Linked DNA regions of Homo sapiens: regions 1 and 3 are each linked to region 2. Evidence: chromatin loops called from intact Hi-C (ENCODE). Cell type or tissue: CD14-positive monocyte. All regions are shown on one strand. Region 1 overlaps IQGAP2 (IQ motif containing GTPase activating protein 2). Region 2 overlaps IQGAP2 (IQ motif containing GTPase activating protein 2). Region 3 has its middle 31 kb from the start of SV2C-AS2.

Evidence for each region. Peaks named below come from ENCODE experiments on the same cell type or tissue, not always from the same donor. Only the 100,000 strongest peaks of a DNase experiment are listed, where the experiment ranks them.
Region 1: a loop joins it to region 2, with 4 times the contacts of the local background. A loop is called at or near these places in 13 of 110 quality-filtered maps.
Region 3: it touches region 2 in a loop (2.7-fold over the local background); 17 of 110 quality-filtered maps call a loop at or near these places.

Annotation. Positions count from the first base shown.
Region 1 is chr5:76,467,369-76,471,368 of GRCh38, forward strand. All of the region lies in intron 2 of IQGAP2 (IQ motif containing GTPase activating protein 2), which reads left to right. Among named protein-coding and RNA genes, the nearest start is that of IQGAP2, 66 kb to the left of the region's middle. In CD14-positive monocyte, no CTCF peak of the experiment used is centred here; DNase peaks (open chromatin) are centred at 63 and 1,813; H3K4me3 peaks cover 1,062 bases; H3K27ac peaks cover 3,518 bases.
Region 2 is chr5:76,406,981-76,410,980 of GRCh38, forward strand. The region is part of intron 1 of IQGAP2 (IQ motif containing GTPase activating protein 2); the gene reads left to right. Among named protein-coding and RNA genes, the nearest start is that of IQGAP2, 5.7 kb to the left of the region's middle. In CD14-positive monocyte, no CTCF peak of the experiment used is centred here; DNase peaks (open chromatin) are centred at 21 and 1,531; H3K4me3 peaks cover 1,631 bases; H3K27ac peaks cover 3,855 bases.
Region 3 is chr5:76,340,177-76,344,176 of GRCh38, forward strand. It overlaps a transcript of SV2C not described here. Among named protein-coding and RNA genes, the nearest start is that of SV2C-AS2, 31 kb to the left of the region's middle. RefSeq lists an enhancer at 1-147. In CD14-positive monocyte, no CTCF peak of the experiment used is centred here; a DNase peak (open chromatin) is centred at 1,965; H3K4me3 peaks cover 988 bases; H3K27ac peaks cover 1,471 bases.

The sequences.
Region 1 (4,000 bases), 60 kb after region 2:
GATCAATAAGCATATGACAAGGTAGTCAACATCATTAGTCATCAGGGAAATACAAATCAAAACCACAATGAGATGTTACTTCATACCCACCAGCGTAGCTATAATCAAAGATGGACAATAACAAATGTTAGTGAGGATGTAGAGAAATCAAAACTCATACATTGCTGAACAGATTGTAAAATGGTGCAGCTACTTTAGAAAATAGTCTGGCAGCTCTTTAAAAAATTAAACAGAGTTACCATATGACCCAGCAATTATCCTCCCAGGTATATACGAATGAAAATTGAAAATCTATGCCCATACAAAAACTTGTACTCGAATGTTCACAGAATCATTATTCATAATGACAAAAAGCAGAAACAATCCAAATGTCTACCCACTGATAAACGGTGATGTATCCATACAATGAAATATTTCTCAGCTATAAAAAAGAATGAAGTACTGATACATACTACAACATGGATGAACCTTAAAAACATGTTGAGTGAAAGAAGCTAGACACAAAAGGCCACATATTATATGAAATGTCCAGAATAGACAAATCCACAGAGACAAAGTAGATTAGTGATTGCCAGGGCCTAGGGGAAGAAGAGAAATGCTGGGTAACTGCTACTGGGTATGGGATTTCTTTTTGGGCTGATAAAAATATTCTAAAATTGATTGTGGTGATGGTTGCACAACTTTGAGTATACTAAGAACCACTGAGTTGTTTACTTTAAAAGGGAGAATTGTATGGTATATAAGTTGTATCTCAATAAAGCTATTTATTAAAGATAATTTCCTTACACTGGCTTGGAGAGGTCCTTAGGAAGCTGTTAAATAAGATCAATTGGTATTAGCAGATACATTGCATATAGAAGGTACCCCTAAGATACACGAGATATCTAAATACTGTGTTTGTTTTACAGATATTTATTGAGCATCCTTTATGTGTAAACAAGCCTAGGAGGGTTGTTTTGGGAGATGGAGTTCAGGCAACAAATAATGCTGTGCTCAGAAAAACTCGCCATTTGGTTGAACTTTTTACTCAAGAGTTTAAAGTTATTTTCCTTCATTTATGTTTGCTCTGTTAATCTCTCTGTATATGTGTATCATCTCCATATCCAGCCATCATCCTCCTAAACAGCTCTCATATGTTCACCTCTCTATCCCACCACTGCTAGCCCGCCAAAGGATTCCAGCATCTCTTGTGAGACTACTGTAGTGGTCCTTAACTGGTTTCTTCATGAGTCTCTAGCCTCCTTCAATCCTTTATCTGTCTTATAGTCAGATAAATCTTTTCAAAACTCTGAGCAAACTCCTTTACTTGGCCTCATAGGCTCTGCATAGTCCAGTTCAACCTCTTTAGTTTTACATTGTGCCGCACTGCTCTGTGCTTCAACCACATTGATCTGTTTTATTCCCTGTTCCCTCCTGCACAGGACCTTGCCATGTGCTATTCGCTTTTCATATTCCTCTTTATCTAGTCAGACTTACTTCCTCTTCAGATTGCAGCTCACTTTTTCAGGGTATCCTTCTCTGGCTTCCACATCCAGGTCAAACTCACCGATTAGAAGGCCTTTTGACATCACATCTATTGCATGTTTGAATGAATAACGTAATGCCCAGTGTTGGATCAGTATCATTCGCTACTAAGGAGGTTTGATTATGCTCTGTTTTCTGTACATTTTGGATGTTGGAGGTAACAAGGAGGATATGAATCAGACTCACGGTAGACAGCTAGACTGCCAGCCTAGCGGTAATCTTTGTTTCACTGGAAAATTCTATATTGCAGTTAGATGATGCAAGTCCTTCCCGACAGGTTTGTGACCCAGTAAGTTATGAAGCTGGGAATTCCAGACAACTTAATAAGCCGTGATACCACAGTGAACTAGAAAATATCCAGAAAGGCGTATAGAGTATTGCTCAATGAATGAATGAAGAGAGAAAGAGGAAGCCTGTGTATTAGGAGGACTTAAGGCTGAAATTATTGCTCAAACTTTATAAAATTATGAAGTCTTTACGTATAGATGTTAAGACTCAAAAAATGAATTTTTTTTTTTTTTGAGACGTAGTGTCACTCTGTTGCCCAAGCTGGAATGCAGTGCAGTGGTGCGATCTCGGCTCACCGTAACCTCCACCTCCTGGGTTCAAACGATTATTTCTCCTGCCTCAGCCTCCCAAGTAGCTAGGATTACAGAAGTATGCCACCATGTCTGGCTAATTTTTATATTGTTGTAGAGACAGGATCTCACCATGTTGGCCAGGCTGGTCTCAAACTCTTGGCCTCAAGTGATCCGCCTGCATTGGCCTCCAAAAGTGCTGGGATTACAGGCATGAGCCACCGCTCCTGGCCTCAAAAAACTAATATTGATGGCAATGAACAAAATATTAAACAGGCTTTTTTTTTTAGGGCCAAAAAGAAGTAATTTGGCTCTTCACCCAAATTACTTCACCCTACAGGCTGAAGGATTCAGATGAAGTGGAGAGTGAATCACTTCTGTTAAGAGGCAAAGGATGTCTTGTATATGTATTAGTTGCCTATGACTATATAACAAGTTATTCTAAAACTTAGTAGCTTAAAACAATAAACATTTATCTCGGAATTTTTGAGGGTCAGAAATCTGTCATTGCTTAACTGGGTCCTCTGGTTTTGGGTCTCTCACAAAGCTGCAGTCATCTCACAGTTCACGTGGGGCACACCCACTTCCAAGCCACCCAGTGACACTGGCAGGATTCAGTTTCTGACAGGTTTTTGGACTGGAGATCTCAGTTCCTTGCTGCTGTTGGCCAGAGTCTTCCCTCAGTTGCTCACCACTTGGGCCTCTTACACATGGAAACTTACACATGGCAACTGGTTTCCATCAGAGTAGGCAACTGAGAGAAGAAGATGGAAGCTAGTCTTTTTGTAACCTATTCTTAGCAATGACACCCATCATTTATGCTGTATCCTATTCATTAGAATCGAGTTACTAAGTCAAGGCCATGCTCAAGGGGAGGAGTTTTCCACAAGGGGTTGAATTCAGAGGGATGGGGATGACTGGGGCACCACCTTAGAAGCTGCCTTTCACAGGGTGTCTTCATAGGCTTTTGAAATGGACCCCAGAAAGGGAATTTGAGGATAAAATTATTTTTGTTACTATTAGAAACTCAATCAGAAATTGAATCCTTCCTGATCTGAATGCTTACGGTTCTAAGCTTACTGCTGCCTTGATTGTTTTTTGTTGGTTTGTGTTTTTGTTTTTAATTTTAAGGGTCTTGCTGTGTTGCCCAGGCTGGATTCAAACTCCTGGGCTCAAACAATCCTCCAGCTTCAGCCTCCCAAGTAGCTGAGGCTACAGTTGCTTGCTACCATGCCTGGCAACTCCCTTGATTTTTTTTAATTGGGAGCTGTTTTAAACTAAGCCTTTTCATTTCTTTGTCATTTAAAATAATACTAAATGGACTTTTTAGGTTTCCTTTTCAAGTAGGCCCTCAAAGCTAACTTTATAGCTTCTTTGCTGTGGGGCTTTTGCTGAAATGAAACTGTACAGACAAGTCTACTACTAATATGGGCTTTGAAATGTCCTCTCTGATGCCAGAAATCCTACTATTTAAATTAAAGGAGTAACTTTTCCAAAAGAATTAGTACTGCTGAGTAGATTTTATATTAATCTGCCTAAAATTTATTCAAATAATGAAAATGAATCTGTTTTAAGAAATTCAGTCTTTTAGTTTTTAGGACAACTATGCAAAAATGTACGATGGAGAATTCTTTTTGGATAAACTCTAGGTTGAGGAACTTAATCCAACCGGAGCTATTGTGAAGGTCAGAAAACAGGAGAGGGAATCTTGGCAAGGAATGGAGACGGAGTTTGCAAATTGCAGCTTGAGTAAATAGTTATGAATGGGACTGCTATTGTGTCTCCCAAGGAAAGTTCCTGTGATATTATATTCCTTTTTTAAGGAAAGAGAAAATGCACAGAAAACTTTTGCTGTGCTTCCTTTTTCTGTCCTACCTCTGAAAATAAACTAAGCAAAA
Region 2 (4,000 bases):
ATTATTATTTTTTTTTTAGGCAGTATCTTGCTCTCTCACCCAGGCTGGAGTGCAGTGGTGCAATCATGGCTCACTGCAGCCTCAAACCTCCCAGCCTCAAGCTGTCCTCCCACCTCACCCTCCTGAGTAGCTGGTACTACAGGCACACATCACCACACCTAGCTAATTTTTGTATTTTTTTGTAGAGATGGGTTTTCACCATGTTGCCCAGGCTGAGCTCAAGCAGTCCTCCCTCCTCAGCTTCCCAAAGTGCTGGGATTACAGGTGTGAGTCACCACACCTGGCCTGATACTGTGAGCTTTTGGGTACTACTCTCTGCTCTTATCTGAATAGTGAAGTTACTAAGTTAGTTACCTGGAAACTGGAGTTTTGGGGTGGTCAGTGCAACTAAACTCTTATCCATCTACGATGACCAATCTGAGATGAAATTTAAGTTCTGAAGTAGTTAAACGCAGTTGTGTAAAAGGTGATTGAATAAGTCGGTATTTAGCATAGCTCAGCTGTAACATCCTATCAGTGCTTTCGTTTGAACCATAGAAAGGTATACGCAGCCTTATCTTGAGATACTGTCTTCAGTAGACAAAAAGTCAAGCTGCTCCCTCATATGCTGGTGTTTTGGTTGAGCTTTTCAAAAGGATCTTTAAGGTCAACAGCTAAAGTGTTATTTTAGTATGGTTTTAACTTTAATTACACATGCTGTTAGCCAGAATGACTTGTTTGGGAGAGTTTAAGCTTGTAATACCGAGTTTGTTTTAGAATTTAGTGTTATTTGGGGTGTTAACTCCTTTTTCTCTAGGGAACCAATGACTTACTATTGCCATCTACCCTCTTACTACACAAGCTTTTTAACAGCCCCTTCTATTTAAAAGGCTGGGCATGGTGGCTCACACCTGTAATCCCAGGACTTTGGGAAGCCAAGGCGGGTGGATCACATGAGGTCACGAGTTTGAGACTAGCCTAGCCAGCATAGTGAAACCTTGTCTCTACTAAAAATACAAAAATTAGCCTGGTGTGGTAGTGCATGCCTGTAATCCCAGCTACTTGGGAGGCTGAGGCAGGAGAATCCCAAATAGGGGAATCCCAAGCAGGGGAATCGCTTGAACCCGGGAGGCAGAGGTTGCAATAAGCCGAGATCACGCCACTGCGTTCCAGCCTGGGCGAAAGAGCGAGACTCTGTCTCAAAAAAAACAAAACCTAGTATACAAACAGATCTAATGCTTACCATGTCTTCATGGTAACCAAAAGAGAAACAAAGGCTACTCAACGTCTGATTTGATAGGGTCAGGTAAGTCCTACAGGGCAGGCAGTTTAATATGGGATATGGAACAAAGGTTTGTGAACATACCAAGGGCTAGGTGCTTTTCATGTGTTACTGTTATCATCGGCTCATTATGGCCTTTGAGAGGGCCAGTGGTTTTCCATTTCACAAAGAAGCTGAAACCCCTAGTACTATGTCAAGGCCACCCTGCTAGCTGGTGGCAGAGGAACTTGAAAGCAGCACTGTCAGATCCTGGAGCCTTTCCTCATTGACTGTTGCAACTTTGCTGCCCCTGAATCATAAATGTTCACCCCTTCTGTGTCTTTAAGTAGTTTGTCATGATTCTCTCAAGATGTAGAAACCTCTAGCTATTTATGCTGGATGTGGTGGTATACACCTGTAGTTACAGCTACTTGGGAGGCTGAGGCAGGAGGATCAAGATTTCCAGGCTGTAGTGTGCAATGATTACAACTATGAATAGCCACAGCTCTCCAGCCTGGGCAACATAGTAAGATCTGCCTGCCCCCCACCCAACCCAATCTCTCTTATTTATTTATTTATTTATTTATTTTGAGATGGAGTTCCACTATGTCACCCAGGCTGAAGTACAGTGGTGAGATCTGGGCTCACTGCAACCTCCACCTCCTGGGTTAAAGTGATTCTCCCATCTCAGCCTCCCAAGTAGCTGGGACTACAGGAATGCACCACCACACCCAGCTAATTTTTGTATGTTTTAGTAGAGGTGGGGTTTCCCCGTGTGGTCAGGCTGGTCTCGAACTTCCTACCTCAAGTGATCCGCCCGGCTCAGCCTCCCAAAGTGCTAGGATTACAGGTGTGAGCCACCACGCCCAGTGAGACCCCATCTCTAAAACAAACAAACAAAAAACAACAACACAAAAAAACCTGTGGCCATTGGATAGTGTGCTCATTTATAAATAGATGCATAAAGTTGATTTTGCTGCTGAATTTTTTCCTCCCAAGAAACAGCATAGAATACATGGGCTTTTTTTTTTTTTTTTTTTTTTTGAGACAGAGTCTTGCTCTGTCACCCAGGCTAGAGTGCAGTGACATGATCTCAGCTCACTGCAACCTCTGCTTCCCGGGTTCAAGCAATTCTCATGCCTCACCCTCCTGAGTAGCTGGGATTATAGTCATGTACCACCATGCCTGGCTAATTTTTGTATTTTTGGTAGAGATGGGGTTTCATCATGTCGGCCAGGCTGGTCTCGAACTCCTGAGCTCAAATGATCTGCCTTCCTCAGCCTCCCAAATTGCTGGTATTACAGGCATGAGCCACCATGCCCAGCCTTACATGGGCTTTTCATAGAATACATCCAAGCTTCATCAAAAGATTTTGTGTATACTTAGAAACATCCCATCTCTTACTGTGAGGTGCTGAAGTGAAAGGCTTTTCCATAATAATATAGTGATGTGCCCCAGTGATTGCTAATAGGATAATTTGTAAAACATGCTTTATTACATACACTGCCCATACCTTAAAGTCTGGGATTGTTGAGAAATGAAATAGAAACTTTAGTAGTGAAGCCGACCTGTGAGCTGATACTTTGTCACCTTACTGCTCTATTTTATTTTTCTCTCTTGAGATGCAGTGTGGTGCTGATAAAATGGCAGAAGCTTTGGAGTTGAATAGATGTGGGTTTGAATTCTGACTTCCATTGCCTGCCTCAGTAGCCTTGGGGTTTTCTCCTGTACCTTGAGAGGTGTGTGGAAATGATATATCTATAGAGGTGGCTGATGTGGTTCCTGGCACATAGTGCTAAACAAGTTGTAATGGTTTCAATTAATTGAGCACCTAATACTAGCAAAGTATCGTGATGAATGAAACACCGCTTAGCTGCTGACAGCTTACCAGAGAATCTGGGTGACAAGTAAAAATGCTTATACTTTTAGTGCCCTTCCAAGTTCTGTGGAAGAGAAGATATGAGAAGGATGGATTTGGATGGCGGCAATGGGAGGGCTTCATGAAAGTTGTGAATTTGAAATGACCTTGAGGAAGGTCAGAGGAAAACCTGAAAGGCGTGCTAGTATATTTGTACTGTGGAATCTTCTATTTATATAGGCAATAAAGGACAATTGGAGCTGTCCTGAGGAGAGTCACCTGATGCAACCCCTTACTGATGTACCTTCTTGTTCTTTGAGATGGTTTAAAAAAAGAAACACCCCAAACTTTTCATTAGAGACATGGGTGAGTGGCCCAGTGAAGTGAGTGACAGGGGAGGCAGGTGTGGCAAGACAGCGATGTGAGCATTTGGTGCCCTGTCTGCTGGCTGCTTAGCGGCCTCTTCACTGTGCTTCTGGGTTTGGCTGTCTTTTGGATGAACAGCTTTGCCAGAGGGTTTTGCCGAGGATAGGTGAATTCAATGAGAACAGGTAAGAAAATGAGTTGTACTTAGAGCAGGACAAGGATATTGACAACTGAATTCTCTAGGGGGTAGGGTTTCTCTCACCTCATTTTTCTTCATTCTCTCCATTAATTGTGGCAATGTTTACCTTTCAGATTTCACTGATTTACGGTCCTGCAATGTCCAGCATCCCAGTTTTATTGAAGAATGACTTAGACTGTGTTTCCAATTCATTGGCAATTGCCTGAGGAACTTTCATTTAGACTTTTTGTGGGATTTTACTAAGCTCTAATTGGACCTTCCTTTAATTTTATAATCGTGTATTGTGTATGACTTCTTCTTGCCAAGGTGCCTAAGAGGAGCTGACAGCTGTTTATTT
Region 3 (4,000 bases), 67 kb before region 2:
AAAGGGGGAGGAACCCTCAGTTACAGGAATTGTCCACCCCTTTCCCAGAAAACTAATGAATAATCCACCCCTTGTTTAGCATATAAGTAAGAAATAACTATACGTATCCTTAGTCCAGCAGCCCAAGCTGCTGCTCTTCCTATGGAGTAGTCATTCTTTTATTCCTTTAATTTCCTAATAAACTTGTCTTCACTTTACTGCATGGACTCACCCCTAATTCTTGTGTGAGGTCCAAGAACCCTCTCTTGGGGTCTGATTGGGATCCCTTTCTGTTAACAGTTCTGTACATCAAGTCAGGACACAGGCATGTGGGCACAGTGGGCAGCAGGATATTCCAGGAAGTCATCCTGCAGTGGGACAGCTAGCAATAACTTAATCTCAGAAGGGACTGCAAGGCACACTAATATATCCCACCAACTCAAACTGAAGATATCCCAACTCAGATTCCTCTTAGCCTATCCGCAAAATGCCCAGCTCCACCCAACACTGGAGGAAATTGGAGAAAAGCAAGGCAGAATGGAAAGAAACAGTAGTTTTAACTGAGTAAGGAAACAAACTACTAAGATTGCAAATTTTCTAGTTTTGCAAATTTTTAAAATTTTTTATTATTTTTCATAGAGACGAGGTCTTGGTATGTTGTCCAGGCTGGTCTCGAACTCCTAGGCTCCAGCTATCCTCCTGCCTCAGCCTTCCAAAGTACTGGGATTACAGTCATGAGTCACTGTGCACCTGGCCTAGTTTTACAAAATTTTTTTTTTTTTTTTTTTTTCCGAGATGGAGTTTCACTCTTGTCGCCCAGGCTGGAGTGCACTAGTGCAATCTCGGCTCACTGCATCTTCTGCCTCCCAGGTTCAAGCGATTCTCCTGCCTCAGCCTCCCGAGTAGCTGGGATTTCAAGTGCCCACCACCATGCCTAGCTAATTTTTATATTTTTAGTACAGACGGGTTTTCACCATGTTGGCCAGGCTTGTCTCAAACTCCTGACCTCAGGTGATCCACCCACCTCGGCCTCCCAAAGTGCTGGGATTACAGATGTGAGCCACCGTGCCCAGCCACAGATTTTTAAAAATTATATGACCAGCCACACATGGTGGCTCACACCTGTAATCCCAAAACTCTAGGGGGCCAAGGCAGGTGGATTGCTTGAGCCCAGGAGTTCAAGACCAGCCTGAACAGCATCCATCTCTACAAGAAACATGAAACAAAAAAACAACAACAAAAACACATATGACCATGTGAACACATTGCTAGGATCCACTTAGCACTTGGGAAGGGACTTATGCAAATGGAGGTGCCGGGGCTTAAGTCTCAGTAGCTTCATAGTAAACATTTCTCTGAGCTTTACAGTCAGACAATATGGGTTTGAGTCCTGACTTGGCCACTTAGCAGTGATGTGATGCATTGAGAAAGCAAAAATTAGTTTTTCCAAGCATTCATTTCTGCAACTGTGAATTAGAAATGATGATAGTTTGTATTTCACTGGGGTTTATAAGGATTGAGAAAATGTATATAAAAGGTTCAGCAATGTGCCTGACACACAAATTCTCACTAAATCATAGCCGCTGTGATTAGCACTACTGGCTCACATCTGCTCCTGGAGGCAGATCTACACTTCCTTTCACTATGAGGATATTGGCATGTGGTGATCATGGGAGCCAGATCCCCTTGGGGTGCCGAAATGGGGTGGTGGGGAGGGGGTGGAACCTTGGCATTGCCTAACTCTCACAAGACTTTTTGCAGGACCGAATAATTCCTAGCTTCTATTATCATAGGCATGCATAGCAGGTACCTAGGCCTGTGGTGACCCCGGCAGCAACTCCAAGTGACTTACCCACATACCCCAAACCCTGCTGTGATTCTGCTTCCCACAAAAGCAGCCTGCACAGGGCCCTTCTCAGTGCACAGATGTCCAGCTCCATGGGAGGGCCTCTGGCAGCCAGAAAGAGGAGGAAGGAGAGAAGGAAGGGGAAGTGGTCATGCATATACGGGGACCTTACCAACTCCTGCAGGCCGTGAGTACACAGTACAGAGCCTGGCAGACCTGACACAACTCGTCAAGGCTGCCTTTCCCCTGCTACCCAAGGCTTTGCCATTCATCTTGTCAGATCAGAGAAGCTACAGGCACAGAATGTTTGTCCAAGGCTCTGAGTCTTTTCCAGGTGCAGCCTCAGCAAATCACACCAGGAGAAGGAGTCCTGCTTCCTCAGGACTAAAAAGAAGACCAAAGAGCAACTGTTCACAGCAGGCCAAGTTTACAAAACGGTGGTGGAGAAAATGAATAATTTACGAGGATGAATGCAAGGCCATGTGAAGTGATCTCTATACACACAGGAAGGTACCACAGGAAGCCAACAGTGAATGTCTGGAGCCCAACACTGTGCCAGGCCCCACAGGGCACACTCTGGAGCTGGTAAAGGTGGAGCAGCACTGCCAGGAGTTGGGAGCTCAGTCTCTAGACTCACACAGACCTGAGCTCACACCTAAGTTCTCCACTTGTAAGCTGTGTGGCCCAGGACAAGTTCATTAACCTCTCTGGGCCTCAATTCCTCATCTGTAAAACGAGGATACTTATTTGGGATATTCTTGTTTGAAAGGATTGAATAATATAATCCAAGTGCTTAAAACACACACTCAGTCTTTTATTGCATACATTTAATGTGTACAACATGGTATGTTGGTATACATAGAACACATTGTCTCTCTCTCTCTCTTTTTTTTTTTTTTTTGATAGAGATGGGGATCTTGCTATGTTTCCCAGGCTGGTCTCGAACTCCTGACCCCAAGCAATCCTCCTGCCTCAGCCTCCCAAAATGCTGAGATTATAGGCGTGAGGCACCGCACCTGGCCCACATTCTCTTAATGATGTATTTTGATGCACAGAAGTTCCTAATTGTAATGTAGTCTAAGTTATCAACCTCTCCGTTTAGGTCAGTGCTTTGATTTCTGTCTACTTCAGGGTCAGGAAGACATTCTCCTCACCTAGCAGCTTTATTGTTTTTCATTTCACATTTAGATCTACATTCAGCTGGAATTCATTTTTGTGTATCTTTAGTAGTCATCAGAAGATCAAAAGACATCATTAAAGGAGTAAAAAGGCAAGCCTCAGAGTTAGAAAAGGTATTGACAATTGCAATCACCAAGAAAGGTATTTGATTCAGACAAGATGAAGAATTCCTACAAATCAATACAAAAAAGACATGCAACCAAATAGAAAAAGAGCAAAGACTTAAACATAAACTTCACCGAAAAAATATCCAGAAGATTATGGCCATTTAACATATGAAAAGGTGCTCAATTTCATTAGTCGTGAAGGAAATGCAAATAAAACCATGGTAAAATGCCACTAGAGACTCCCCCAAATGGCTAAAATTTAAAAGACTGATAATACCATGTGCTGACAAGGAGCACTCACCAAGGAACTCCCACTGCTGAGGAGGGGGGCAAATTGGTCTGACCACATTAGAAACATGTTTGGAAATACCTGCTAAAGCTGCATAATTCCTCTTGGTATACACTCAATAGAAAGGTTTGCATATGTGCACCAAGAGACATGTACAACAAGGTTTGTAGCAGCTGGTGCCAAATATAGGACATCATGGAAAAATGCTGCCTTTCATGTGGATCGCTTGAGCCCAGGAGTTCAAGACCAGCATAGGCAACATGGTGAAACCCCATCTCTACAAAAACTATGAAAATTAACTAGGCGTAGTGGCACATTCCTGTAGTCCCAGCTACTCAGGAGGCTGAGGTGGAAGGATTGATTGAGCCCTGGAGATTGAGGTTACAGTGAACGGTGATCACGTCACTGCACTCTAGCCTGGGCAACAAAGCAAGACCATCTCAAATAACAACCGCAACAACAAACATTGCCTTCATCAGATTACCCTAGACTCACCCATTATCATCCAACCTCTGCCCCCTGCCCATCTTCTTTCTAGCATTCACACATCCACCTGAATTATATATTCTACTTCTCCCTGTTTTCCAGCATTTTTATGAT